Regions from separate parts of the Homo sapiens genome. Here region 1 is linked to region 2. Evidence: chromatin loops called from intact Hi-C (ENCODE). Cell type or tissue: ascending aorta. All regions are shown on one strand.

The links. A loop is a pair of places that touch in the nucleus more often than their neighbours do. Peaks named below come from ENCODE experiments on the same cell type or tissue, not always from the same donor. Only the 100,000 strongest peaks of a DNase experiment are listed, where the experiment ranks them.
Region 1: a loop joins it to region 2, with 2.3 times the contacts of the local background. A loop is called at or near these places in 5 of 110 quality-filtered maps.

Annotation. Positions count from the first base shown.
Region 1 is chr21:38,920,545-38,923,044 of GRCh38, forward strand. All of the region lies in intron 2 of ETS2-AS1 (ETS2 antisense RNA 1), which reads right to left. Among named protein-coding and RNA genes, the nearest start is that of ETS2-AS1, 17 kb to the right of the region's middle. In ascending aorta, no CTCF peak of the experiment used is centred here; a DNase peak (open chromatin) is centred at 1,354; H3K27ac peaks cover 2,500 bases.
Region 2 is chr21:39,021,712-39,024,211 of GRCh38, forward strand. No RefSeq gene overlaps it. Among named protein-coding and RNA genes, the nearest start is that of LINC02940, 3.7 kb to the left of the region's middle. RefSeq lists enhancers at 180-680, 1,688-2,253. In ascending aorta, a CTCF peak has its summit at 1,307; DNase peaks (open chromatin) are centred at 511 and 1,670; H3K4me3 peaks cover 508 bases; H3K27ac peaks cover 2,500 bases.

The DNA of each region.
Region 1 (2,500 bases), 100 kb before region 2:
TGTATTATTTGTAGTAACAGGGTCTCACTATGTTGCCCAGGCTCCTAACTTATTTGATCACCAAACCCACTTGATCGTGGAAAAAGAAGCAGCTAATGTCAGCATCACTCTTGGCCCACGTAGATCTTCAAGATGGAAGTCACCAAAGTACAAATGTTCCATGTGTGTAGGCTCTGGAGCCCTGGGTGGGTGTTCACCTGATTTACTGGAGTGTTTGTGGTAGTGTAGCCATGGGCGTGATGATTCTTGACTAGGAGGTTTTGTTCCCCAGGAACAGGGGCTGCAAACAGATGAGCTAGGGAGACAATTCAGGCATGGATGGTTGAGTAAACACAGAACGTTTAAAAAGAAAAATCAGCAGAATTACGTTGGTGCTCCTGTGTGGGATTCCTTTCCAAACTATAGTCATGGCTTTTAAAAATCTCAAAGATCCTTTGGTTTTCTTTCTCACACTTCCATTCCCCAGAACCCCTACCCATTCCTTAGCATTGTTGTTTCTTAAATGCAATGATCTTCTCATGGTCCACAGACCTAGGAGAGGAATGGAGACCCCTCCAGCCCAGAGCCAGCCCCAGACGTCTGACACCAGGGCTGCTATTTTGAAGGGTGCTTCGAGATCTGCAGCTCCAGGCATTTTGTTATTTTGCTATTTGCTTTTGGAACTTCTTAAAACAAACCTCAAAGACGAGAAAACTCCTGTTTGAAATGAATTCCTTTTAGAATCCAAGAAATGACTCATAGAAGCTGTTTTGGCATTTATGTTCCCTGTTAAGATGATTAGGCTCATAAATTCTATTTTTGAAATGCAGTCTTTGTACCCCGAATATTTTTCCAGAACAGCAACAAAAAAAACCTGAGGTGGAGGAGTAGGGGAGGAATGATATCCCTATTTACATGTTTGCTATGATTTAAATACATGCTGTTGCCTACTTATTTTTGTATTTTATCATCTATTTTTCCCCACACTATTAAAGAGGTTGGGCAATTTTCTTCAGTGAACTTGCTTAAAATGCTCTTTTTCTAAAGAAGAAACTGACTTTTAAAAATATCACTAGCTCATATGAACAAACTCATGTCTTGTTCATGTATGAGCTAGTAAGATTAAAAGTTCTGTTTTCACTCAAATGTCCAATGACTGATGAATGAATAACAAAAATGTGGAATAGTATTCAGCCTTAAAAAGGAATAAAATTCTGATACTTGTTCCAAGTAGGAATATATCTTGAGGACTCTGGGAGCACACTTTCAGAAACACCAGTGGCCTGGGGCTTCTTCCCCCGCCTGGTTTTGATCTTACCAACACTGCTGCTCCCGAAACAGCCTAGTTACTCATTCTTCAAAACTAATGCTTGGCTGGACCCAAGCCCTACTTTAATCACAAAACTGGTACCGTTCCAACTGAGTTAGGTGGTTTTCTTAGGGCCATGCAACGGACTGTCTTGGCAGGGGGCAGGTGCAGCCTTCCTTCTTGGGAAAAAAGTCTCAACTGTAGAAATGTGATGGCCCCTGAGATTTGTTTTAAGTTATTGTAGTTGTTACCTAAGTTTTATGCACCAACGCCTTTGTTCTTGTGTAATAAACTGTCAACTGCAGCATGTTCAAAGTAGCTCAACCCTCTATTTGGTCATAAAATTAATCCTAATCTAAAAACCACTCTTTCATTTGTAATTGCGTGGCAAGCCCAAGTTTTTAAGGAGCGTTTTGTTGTTCGGTACTTTTGATAACACCTGTGAAGCAGTGCTGGTCATGAGAAAAGACTTCGTGTGTGCCTTTTCAAGAACAATGAACTGCACTAAACTCTTTTTTTTTAACTTGAAGTTCAGGGGTACATGTGCAGGTTTGTTATATAGGTAAACTTGTGCTGCGAATGTTTATTGAACAGATTGTTTCATCAACCACATATTAAGCCTAGTACCCATTAGTTATTTTTTCTGATCCTCTCCTTCCTCCCACCCTCTACCCTCAAGTAGGCCCCAGTGTGCGTTGCTCCTCTCTATGTGTCCAAGTGTTCTCATTATTTAACTCCCAGTTATAAGTGAGAACATGCAGTTATTTGGTTTTTTGTTCCTGTATTAGTTTGCTAAGGATAATGGCTTCATCTACGTGCCTGCAAATAATATGATCTCATTCTTTTTTATGGCTGCATAGTATTCCATGGTGTATGTGTATCACATTTTTTATCCAGTCAATTACCGATGGGCATTTAGGTTGATTCCATATCTTTGCTGTTGTGAATAGTGCTGCAATGAACATATGTGTGCATATGTCTTTATGACAGAACGATTTATATTTCTTTGGGTATATACCTGGTATTGGGATTGCTGGGTTGAATGGTAGTTCTGTTTTTAGCTCTTTGAGGAATCACCACGCTGCTTTCCACAGTGGCTGGCCCAATTTACACTCCCACCAACAGTGTAGAAGCATTCCTTTCTCTCCATAAACTCACCAGCATCTGTTATTTTTTGACTTTTTAGTAATAGCCATTCTGACTGATGTGAGA
Region 2 (2,500 bases):
GAGGGCTGAGCTGGGGACAGGCACAGAGCAGAAAGGAAGCCATCTACCCTTTAAAATGCCTTCAAAAAAATAATCCCAGGACTCCCTTGTACCTTCCAACTTGCCTGTCGGCATCTATTCAGTGTTTTTCGTGTGGCACTCAAAGAAGAGAAACACAGTCTGTGCCACGGCGGGCTGGCCAGCTGCGGGGAACCCTCCCATTTGGAGGGAAAATGAAGACTGCAGGATGGTGGAGAGAAACGTGGGGGCCTCCTGGCCAGCCCTCTTTTCCCCGGCTCCAGAAAGCACTATGAGAATTCCTCGAGCCCTCTCATGTTTATAGCTTCTGACCCACACCTGGCTGGTCTTCCAGGTGGGTCCAGTTCTTTCCTCTCTCCTAGCACCCACCCAGCCCCCAACACGCATCCCCAGGATCCCCCAATACCACGCCTCCAACTCCGCCTCTGGCGCCCTTAGGTTCCATGCGAGGGTTCCTCCGGCATGCGCCATGGAAGCTGTGGCTCAGGAAAGCCTCATTCACATGCTTGGCAACCGCACACTGGAAAGCAGCCAGCAGCCCCAGGAGCCACACTTCACCTGATCCATCCACAAAATGGGCTGAACGGACCCAAGGCGAGAGAGCCAGGTCCAGCCGCCCAGCTGGCCAGACCTGTGCACTCGCTAGGGCACGATGTCAGTCATAGCCTCGACTGTTGTTAATCCCACAGACAGGTGGCTTTTGGTCCCAAATTTGTGACAGGCACGAATCACGGAGCTGGGAATCCGGAAGACTTGGATTCCCACCTCGCTTCTGGCTCCCGATGCTGTGGAACTATAATTCAGCCTCCACTTCCTCATTTATCAGAAGTTGTTGATGAGATGCCTTGGAAATTCTTGCCAACTGTAAAATCAAAGAGATGGCAAGGACAAACCACGTGCCTTCAGAAAGTGCTTCCCCAGGCACCTGCATGCTCACTCTCTTACCCATGTCTCCACCCCTAATCCCTCCAATGCCCCAGGAGGGGGCTGGGTGAGTGTTGGGTGGCAGTGAGACCCAGTCACCCAGCTGGTGAGCAGGTGAGCCAAGACCACACCCAGGGCCGCCGTCCTACCTCCCAGTCAATCATGCATATGGGAGATAGATAAAGCCCTAAATGCTCATTTGGAGCTGCTTGAGAAGAGAATATAATTCATGGGCCAAAGATACAGAAATGTCTTTCCCAGTGGGAGGCAAGCCGGTGGCACCTGCTCTCCAGGGCCTAACACCCTCATTTCCGCCTCTCCGGTACCTGATGCTATCAGAGGATTGACTCCCTCTAAAGGCCAACCTGAGACCTTCACTCAGCTCAAAATGTGGTTCAGGGAGAGAAACTAACAAAAGGGAATGGGAGTGGGGGGAAGAAAAATCATCTTTTTCTGCCACCAAAGAACAGCTGCAAACATAGAGAACGTGAAGTAGCCGGGAAGTCGTCGTGGCTGGTGTGAATTCAGTCCCAGGGGAATCGGCCGCACTGAAGTGCTGAGCGAACGCTGCCCAGAGAAAGGCAAGCCCAGCGAAAAGGCAGGCCCCTCCCAAGGTCAAGGCTTCCTCGATTCGGAGGCAGCCTTCCATCGCAAACTGCACCCCCGCCCACAGTGTCAGGCTGCAGCGTCAGGAACAAAACCAGCAGCCCAGAGTTGATGAGGCGCAGGCGGTGCCCAGGCCCATGGGAGGGTTAATTAAGGCCGCCCTGAGCTGCATACCTGAGTCTCAACACTTGGGCTGAACTGCAGACCTGAGTGCCGAGGACATGGGGCCAAAAGCCGAGAAGGAATGTGAGGCTGCCCACGCGGCCATCTTGGCCGGCAGCCACGGCTGACCTGGAGGGGTGAAGGCCTGGGATGCCATTCCTCCACAGAAGACTGCATTAGCCAGGGCTGGAGGAACGCCAAGGCCATGACCCACAGAAGCCCATGAGAGGCTGAGGCCCAGCCCGGCCCATCTTCTCAAGCCTGGCTTGACCCCCACCTGTGACATCCTGCTTGGTCCCGGAATCAGTGTGATGTGATCAGGAAAGGCGAATTTCTGCTGTGTATTTGACAGAATATCAACTCAGAGTCCCTGGGGCTGCCACAACAAAGTAACACAAACCAGGAGGCTTAAAACAACGGAAATGTATTGTCTCACCTTTCTGGAGGCAAGAAGTCCAAAATCAAGGCTGCTGTCCCTCTGAGACTCCAGACAGAGCCCCCCTTGCCTCCTCTAGCTTCCGATGGTGACCATCAACCCTTGGCACTCCTCAGCTGGCAGCTGCATCGCTCCACTCGCTGCCTCCATCGTCACACTCCATGTGTGTCTATGTCTCCAAATCACATTTTCCTCTACCTATAAGGACCAGCCATATTACAATGGGATCCCACCCTAATAACCTCCTCTTTACTTGATCACAACCACAAAGACCCTATCTCAGCATCACTCCAATCTCTGCCTTCATTGTCACAATCCATGTGTGTCTGTGTCTCCACGTCACATTTTCCTCTA